2 separate regions of the Homo sapiens genome follow, and region 1 is linked to region 2. Evidence: chromatin loops called from intact Hi-C (ENCODE). Cell type or tissue: CD14-positive monocyte. All regions are shown on one strand. Each heading gives the region's core, and the rest is flanking DNA. Links, peaks and the distances in the headings are about the cores only.

What was found. Peaks named below come from ENCODE experiments on the same cell type or tissue, not always from the same donor. Only the 100,000 strongest peaks of a DNase experiment are listed, where the experiment ranks them.
Region 1: it touches region 2 in a loop (4-fold over the local background); 7 of 110 quality-filtered maps call a loop at or near these places.

Annotation. Positions count from the first base shown.
Region 1 is chr20:34,889,497-34,893,890 of GRCh38, forward strand. The region is part of intron 2 of ACSS2 (acyl-CoA synthetase short chain family member 2); the gene reads left to right. Among named protein-coding and RNA genes, the nearest start is that of ACSS2, 15 kb to the left of the region's middle. In CD14-positive monocyte, for the core only: no CTCF peak of the experiment used is centred there; DNase peaks (open chromatin) are centred at 1,895, 2,345 and 3,455; H3K4me3 peaks cover 1,330 bases; H3K27ac peaks cover 3,924 bases.
Region 2 is chr20:34,958,968-34,963,361 of GRCh38, forward strand. All of the region lies in intron 2 of MYH7B (myosin heavy chain 7B), which reads left to right. Among named protein-coding and RNA genes, the nearest start is that of MYH7B, 5.3 kb to the left of the region's middle. In CD14-positive monocyte, for the core only: CTCF peaks have their summits at 1,981 and 2,183; a DNase peak (open chromatin) is centred at 2,004.

The DNA.
Region 1 (4,394 bases), core at 100-4,099, 70 kb before region 2:
CGCCCGCCTCGGCCTCCCAAAGTGCTGGGATTACAGGTGTGAGCCACCATGCCCACCCACACCACTAGACAATCTTAAGCACAGACGTGATAATGATTTGGCTTCTATTTAGGCTCTATCTTTTATATTAAGAAGAGACTGTAGAAGGGGAAAAGTAGAAGCAGGGTAACCAATTAGGAGGCTATTGTAGAAATCCAGGTGATAGATTGTGGTGATTTAGACCATAGTAGTAGTCATGAAGATGGTTAGATGTGGTCAAATTCTGGATCTATTTTGAATGAAGAACCTATGGAATTTGCTGACTTGGATTGGGTCTGGGGAGTGAAAGAGGAGTTACGGTTGTCATCAACAGCGGATGAGGTCCAGGTATGGGAGATCTTGACTATTTTTGGAGATCTGTGAAAGGATTGCATGCAGCGGAAGTCGCAGCAGAGGTTAAGAGGATTCATCTGGATACATATGGAAATGGGAATGTGAAGCCAGAGAACTGAGAGTTTGTTATTCAGTCCTGAACTAGGATGCTGCTGGTGGGAATGGAATGGAACAATGACATTTTAGAGTGATTTGATAATTTTACAGTAATTTAATCTGTATAAAGGGCTTAGTGCTTGGCAGAAAGTGTATTAGCTATTTTTTTCATTATGGAAAGAAACCAGCACAGGTAACTAGGTGTGTAGATGGTGGAGAGACAGGGAGAAAGTGAAAGGAAAGAGTCAAGGATTCTCCTAGTCTATATAAACACTGCCTCTTTTGAAGGCACACGTTCATCTGCTCCAAGGGCTAAATTTTCCCTGCAAAATACAGACTTTGGTTCCAACTTTCTCATGCTGTCTTCCCCCTGGTGTGGCAGATAAATATGTTAGTGGGGGTGCATGTGTATATGTATGGGAAAATGATCAGTGACAAGGTATTGGGATAGTCATTCAGGGAGAGAGAGTCAGTGAGGGTGTTAGAGGTAGCTGAAGGAGTGGAAGGGAGTTAGCTAGTTGAAGGAACACTGGAGGACTGTCGGGGATTTGGGGGATTAAGTAAAAGGTTTATAAGGAGAGGGTGGAAAGAGTGGTTGATGGCTGATATTCTGATCATTTATACTAGCTACTCAGTCTCTACTTTTTCTAGAAGTCCCCAGTAACCAAAGCCCAACACATTTGGTATCGTTGATTCCTTCCATTGTTTGCTTTGCTTTGGGTTGCCTAAGGCTGTGGTTATCTCTGAGCCACCTAAATTCTCACCCTCAGCTGAAATCACTACTGTCTCTTCATGGCTCTCAGTATATTTCAATCCTTCTTCAGGAACTGGAGCTTTTGAGAATAAGGCAACTTTAGGATTGACCCTAGGACAGAAGCTCTGCTCTCAGGATCCTTGTATGCTCCTGAATATGAATTCCATAGTATGATATTTGGAGCTCCCCAGATCCTTGTAGGCATATGTGTGTGTGTGTATTTGAGGCCAAAAAAAAAAAAAAAAAGTCCCTACCTCCCCATGTCACTGAAGTGAACTCCAGAATATGGACCTAGATAATTTAGAGTCCCTGGACATGAATGATAGGACAATATACTCTAGGGCTCTGATTTTCCATATCACCTTGACAAATCTCCTTGACAAAACATGGGCTTGCCTCACCTTCTCAACCATCCCCACCTTCTCAAATACACACACTACATCTATATCTTTACTAGTTTCACAACAGCATATCTATTGATTAAGATATATTTGGTAAAGAAAAACACTCATTTTGAGAAAGATGACTTCAGACCATTCTCTTCCTCTCTCTGGGCCTTCTCTTTGTGGGCATGATGGGAAATGAACTACAGATACTCTGCAAGGTCCCTTTCATCTCTAATCTTCCAGAATTCTATGACTGTTTCTGAAGAGAGGAAGCAGTTTTTAGAAGTTCTGTTGCAACCTGTAGTGACTCTGTGGTGACTCAGTAGGCGGGTTGAATTTCTGTTGAGATGGTAAGAAAGAGGGAGGATTTTGTTTATTTATTTATTTATTTAATTTATTTTCTATAATGATGTTGACACCATAAAGCAAGAATTTTAGAAGGTTTGGAATGAAGGGGCTGAGGAAGGAGTCTGTTCCTCTTGCCTGAGGGTTGTTTGTGGCTGGTAGCATAAATACTCAAAGCTAATGGGAGATACATGGGAAATACCTGTTGTTGGGAACAGTCTTTCTCCACTTGAATGAGGTGAGCAGATTGTGGAGGTGAGCTGGAGGATTTCATGTTTAAGGTGGATTTCTAACCTGCTTCTCTCATTTCTCCCTGAGTTTTATGACCCTTGACACTTTACAGAACACCTCCCTAAAGTGGTGAAAATGAGACAAGTAGGCTGTACTTTCCGAGTCACTTTTTTTGGAAGTAGGTGGCATATGAATAATAAATGTATTGCTCTGAAGACTCTGTCTTGAGGCCTGTTTCAGTGTCCTGAGCTTCATATCAGCTACCTGAGTTTGTGTCTGGGCCAACTTCTTATACTGGCATGTTCAGTAAACATTTAATGAAAAGAATGGCTTTAGTTAATGCCCTTTTCTAAGCCTTCTTTTTCCCACTTATAAACTGTTAGGGATGTACAAGACTCTTTTTTAAGTTACTTCTGGCACTGACCTTCAGAATTTCTGTCACAAATGCAGGGAACTGCCTGGATAAATTCTCTACATTTCTGGGAGAAGTTAGGGGAGAGGAGGAACTGGCCTCCTCTCCTTTGAAGATACTAGGTGGTCAGATGGGAGCAGGGGTTCTTGCCTTATGGCAGCCCCACATTTATAACAATTAACTCAGAAGGCGTGGAGTTGAGGATGGGCCTTCCCCCACTTCCTGGATTTGGTTTGGGAGAGGTTGGGCACTGGTAATGATCCCCGGTGTCTCACATCTTGAACCTCTGAGAATTCAAGACTCTCAGTTTCAGTCCTTAGAGGTCATTTGGTCCAATTCCCACACAAATCAGGAATTGTAGTACCAATATCCCAATCCCTAACAATCCCCATAAGTTATCATTCTGATTCTGGGTCATTCTCATTCAATTCCTACATCTCTACCTTAATACTTACTAGTTGGGCAAGTTACCTCACCTCTTTAAACCTCAATTTTCATGTCTGTAAAATGGAAATAATAAGTCCTGTGACATAGATTGTTGTAAGGAAGAATTGGAATAATCTATATAAAGGGCTTAGTGCTTGGCAAAAAGTGTATTAGCTATTTTTATTATTATGCCAAAACCCTATACCTAAAACAGGTAACAGCGGTGCTGATCTGGTTGGAGCATGGATGGGAGGCCTAGAGCCACATTCTGTAGGCTTCTCCACCCTGTTACTGTGTTCCCTGTGAGGTGTGTGTCTGGAATCCCTAGGGATTTGCAAAGCTCAGTTTGAAAACCCCTGATCTAGTCCAGTGTTCTTGTTTTATAAATGAAGTGATACTGAGTCCACAGTCTCAGGTTCCTCATATGATGTGGCTTCCTAAACAACCATGTCGGTCTCCCCTGGATATACTTTAGTTGGCCAATATCTCTCATTAAGTATTCCAGCTATGGTCTGACTTGAACAGGGTACTATTACCATTCTTTCACTTTACATATCTAAGATTATATTAGCCTCATTGACAGCCACACTCTCCAGTCAGTTTATAATCTCTCATAATACTTAAGATTTTCCTTTTCTTTCTCTCTTTCTCTCTCCTTTTCCTTTTTCCTCTTTCTCCTTTCATTTCCTTCCCTTTCCTTCCCTTGTTTGTCTCACTCTGTTGCTCAGGCTGGAGTGCAGTGGTGCAGTTGTGGCCCACTGTAGCCTCAAACTCCAAGGTCCAAGTGATCCTCCCACCTCAGCCTCCTGAGTAGCTAGGAGCACAGTCATGCACCAACACAATCAGCGAATTTTATTTTTATTTTTATTTTGAGACAGAATTTTGCTCTTGTTGCCCAGGCTGGAGTGCAATGGTGTGATCTTGGCTCGCTGTAACCTCTGCCTCCTGGGTTCAAGCAATTCTCCTGCTTCAGCCTCCTGAGTAGCTGGGATTACAGGCACACACCACCATGCCCAGCTAATTTTTTTTTTTTTTTTTTTGTATTTTTAGTGGAGACGTGGTTTTGCCATGTTGGCCAGGCTGGTCTCAACTTCCTGACCTCAGGTGAGCTTCCTGCCTCAGCCTCCCAAAGTGCTGGGATCACAGACGTGAGCCGTTGTGCCTGGCCAGCTTGGAATTTTGAATTAGAGAAGGTACAAGAGAAGACTGCAAAATCTCAGATATAGGAGGGCCTTGGACTACCTATTATCTCTTTTTGGGATATAAAGTTTTTAGAACAGCCCTCTTCTAGGGTTCTAAGGTCTGGTCTACTTATGGTTTTACTATCATGGTTTATTATCATGGTTACCTTATGGTTTTACCATCTTGGAGC
Region 2 (4,394 bases), core at 229-4,228:
AAAGAGAAGGAAACCAACATTTAATGAAAGCTGAGGATGTTTCAAGTACTTCTCACAAATTACCTCATTTAATCCCTTCACAGCCTTTCAAGGTAGAAATCGTATCTCCATTGGGTGAATAAGAAACCATGCTAAGTCAGGTCAAGTCTGTGGTTTGTTACTTTTGAGGCTATAGACTCGTCTGAGATCCATTAGTATAAAATTTTGCATCAGCTACGTGGAGGAATTCACAGACCTTCTCAGGCTCACTTGGGGATCTCAGATCAAGACACATAGGATTGGGGAACTTGCCCAGGGTCTTTTTGGCCCCAGGCCTTTGCTGGATCCTCACTCCCTGGCAAGGATGGAGTCCATGTAGTGGACTGTAGGGAACCTGCTGAAGATTCCGGAGCAGAGGGAGATGATTTGCCCTGAGCCTCTGGTGTCTCAGACCTGAGTTTGAATCCTGACTGTGCAGAAGTCATCTCACCTCTCCGAATCCCACTTTCCTCATTTTATTTTTTTTCTTTCTTTCTTTTTTTTTTTTTTGAGATGGAGTCTCTCTCTGTCACCCAGGCTGGAGTGCAGTGGCACGATCTTGGCTCACTGCAACCTCTGCCTCCCGGGTTCAGGCAATTCTCCTGCCTCAGTCTCCCGAGTAGCTGGGATTACAGGCACATGCCACCATGCCCAGCTAATTTTTTGTATTTTTAGTGGAGACAGGGTTTCACCTTGCTGTCCAGGCTGGTCTCGAACTCCTGACCTCGTGATCTGCCTGCCTCAGCCTCCCAAAGTGCTGGGATTACAGGTGTGAGCCACCGCGCCTGGCTTTCCTCACTTTCAAAGTGAAATCTGTTTTTTCCTAACAATAACTACCCTTTATTGATCTGGTCGCTAAGTGTCAGGTACTTGGCTAATGACTTTACAGTCGTTATCTCACTTTCCCTTACCTCCCTATCACATCAGTATCTTTATAGCCTCCATTTTACAGCCGGGGAAAGGAAGGCTTGAAGAGGTATCCTGACTTGCCAAAGATCACAGCAGCAGTGTCAGCCATGGTGTTCCCACATATGTACCTTGGGACATGCCATGGGCTCAGACTTCCCAAAGCTAACTGTTGAATCAATTTCATCCTCTGTTCTTGGGGTTTGTGGGAACATTTGGGTCTGAATTAGGTGAAAAAAGGTATGCAGGGATGTACTTCACTGTGAATGGAGGCCAATCCCTTAATTTTGTGTCTTGCCTTTCTCCCTGCGAGGGCCTCTCTCCAAGTCTGGACTGTGGGTTTTTTTTGTTTTTGTTTTTTTGAGATGGAGTCTTGCTTTGTAGCCCAGGCTAGAGTGCAGTGGCGCCATCTTGGCTCACTGCAAGCTCCGCCTCCCGTGTTCATGCCATTCTCCTACCTCAGCCTCCCGAGTAGCTGGGACTACAGGCGCCTGCCACCACGCCCGCCTAATTTTTTCTATTTTTAGTAGAGATGGGGTTTCACCGTGTTAGCCAGGATGGTCTCGATCTCCTGACCTTGTGATCCACCCGCCTCAGCCTCCCAAAGTGCTGGGATTACAGGCGGGAGCCACCGCACCCAGCCACTGGACTGTGCCTTTTGATTGGAACATCTCTGTCAGCCCCAGGGTCTGCATCACACATGGTCTGCATCTGTGCACATGGCTACTGTCTCTTTTTAGCAGTGATATCACCCTGCCTCATACTGTTGTTTATGAGGCCATCTCCCCACCTGGCTGGGGGCCACTGCTTTGGCCATTCAGAGTGGAATTCCTCTGTCTTCCAGCCCCTAGCACAGGCCTGGGCCAGCATTGCTGCTCAGGAAATGCCTGTGGAATCAAAGTGAGGACTGTCCCAGGTGTTGAGGATTTACTGTATGCTAGGCCTGTCCCTGACACTTTATATGTGTTATCTCATTTACACCCCCACAGTCATCCTGGGAGGGAGAAGTTACTCTGCCTATTTTACCGAGAAGAAACAGACTAATTGAAGTTGGGCTTTGCCTTAGGCCCTCTTGTGGTGGTTGATGGCACGAGGGCCAACTCTAGGGTCTGTGCCCTGGTCGTGTTTGAGGTGTGTGGGCTGAAAAAGGGAAGACACACTTCAAGGCTCCAGGGATCCTCAGAGACCTTCTACTAACAGGTTCCCAGTCCGGCTCTCATTTCATCCGTGAGGACACAGAAGGTTAGAAAGGGGAGATAACTTACTTATAGACCCTCTTCTCCACTTGTTATATACTTATGTATCCACTTACTTTTTGGCAGGATGGATCTGTTTTGACTCAACATTGTACCACCCATGTAGCCCAGTGCCTAATCCAGGTTGATGCCCAGTAAATACTTTTACATTTTATTTATTATGAAACCACTGAGAAAGGTATAAAAATTAACAGAACAAATACCTGTGTACCTACCATCCAGCTTGCAAAATAAAACACTGCTAATATAAAGACCTTTTTGTTTCCCTCCATGACTGACCCCCCAACCCAAGAAGTAAAGACTCTCCTGATTTGGTGTTTATTATTCCTATGCAATGTTTATTGAGATATAATTCATGCACCATAAAACTCCCCCTTTAAAGTGTGCAATTCAGTGGTTCTTGGTATATTTACAAGATTGTACAACCATTACCACTGTCTCATTCCAGAATATTTTCATCACCACAGAAAGAAACCTCATCCCTATTAGTAGATACTCCACAATTCTCCTTCTCCCCAGCCCCTGGCAACCAGTAATTTACTTTCTTTGTCTATGGATTTGCCTTTTCTGAATATTTCCTGTAGGTGGAATCCTACAATCTGTGGCCTTTTGTAACTAGCATCTTTCACTTAGCATAATGTTTGCAAGGTTCATCCATGTTGTAGCATGGATCAGAACTTTATTCCTTCATATGGCTGAATAGTCTTTCATTGTACAGATATATCACACTCTGTTCCTCCACTCATCAGTTGATAGGCATCTGGGTTGTTTCCACTTTTTGCCATTAAGAATAATGCTGCTATGGCCAGGAGTGGTGGCTCATGCCTGTAATCCCAACACTTTGCGAGGTTGAGGTGGGAGGATCACTTGAGCTGAGGAATTCAAGGCCAGCCTGGGCAACATAAGGCTCTCTACAAAAAAATTTAAAAATTAGCCGGGCGTGGTGGCATGCGCCTGTCATCCCCACTACTAGGGAGGCTGAAGTGGGAGGATCACTTGAGCCCAGTAGGTCAAGGCTGCAGGGACCTATGGTCACGCCACTGCACTCCAGCATGGGTGACAGAGCGAGACCCTGTCTCAAAAATAATTATAATAATGCTGCTATGAACATTCATGTACAGGTTTTTGTGTGAATGTTTTCTGTTCTCGTGGGTAGATACCTAGGAGTGGAATTGCCGGGTAATATGGTAAGTATATGTTTAACTTTTTGAGGAACTGCTGTTTTCCAAAGTGGCAGCAATTGTATCAGAGCTCCAATTTTTACATCCTCACCAATACAGTTATCCCTCTGTATCTGTGGGGAATTGGTTCCAGGACCTCCCATGGATACCAACATCCAAGGATACTTAAGTCCCTTATATAAAATGATGCAGTGTTTCATATATGCTTAAGTCCCTTATATAAAATGGTGTAGTGTTTCATATAAACTATATGCATCCTCTCATATGCTCTTTAATTTTGTTTTATTTTATTTTAAATTTAAATTTATTTTTATTTATTTTGAGACAAGGTCTCACTCTGTCAGGCTGGAGAGCAGTGGTGCGATCATAGCTCACTGCAGCCTTGAACTCCTCGGTTCAAGGGATCCTCCTGTCTCAGCTTCCCAAGTAGCTGAGACTACAAGCGAGAGCCACCACACTGTCCTTTCCATGTACTTTAAGTCATCTCGGCCGGGTGCAGTGGCTCACGCCTGTCATCCCAGAACCTCAGGAGACCAAGGCTGGCAGATCACCTGAGGTCAGGAGTTCGAGACCAGCCTGGCCAACATGGCGAAAACCCATCTCTACTAAAAATACAAAAATTAGCTGGGCGTGGTGGCGCACACCTGTAGTCCCAGCTATTCAGGGAGGCTGAGGCAGAGAATCGCTTGAACCCCAGAGGCAGAGGTTACAGTGAGCTGAGATCGCGACACTGCACTCCAGCCTGGGTGACAGAGCGAGACTCCGTCTCAAAAAAAGAAGTCATAAATGCTATATAAATTGTTATACTGTATTGTTTAGGGAATAATGACAAGGAAAAAAGTCTGTACATGCTCAGTACAGTTGAAACATTGTTTTCAAATATTTTCAAGCTGCAGTTGGTTGAATACACAGATGTGGAACCCATGGATATGGAGGTCCCACTGTACTTGTCTGATTGTGGCCATCCTGGTTGGTCATTGTGGTTTTGATTTGCATTTTCCTAATGACAAATAATGCGCATATCTTTTCATGT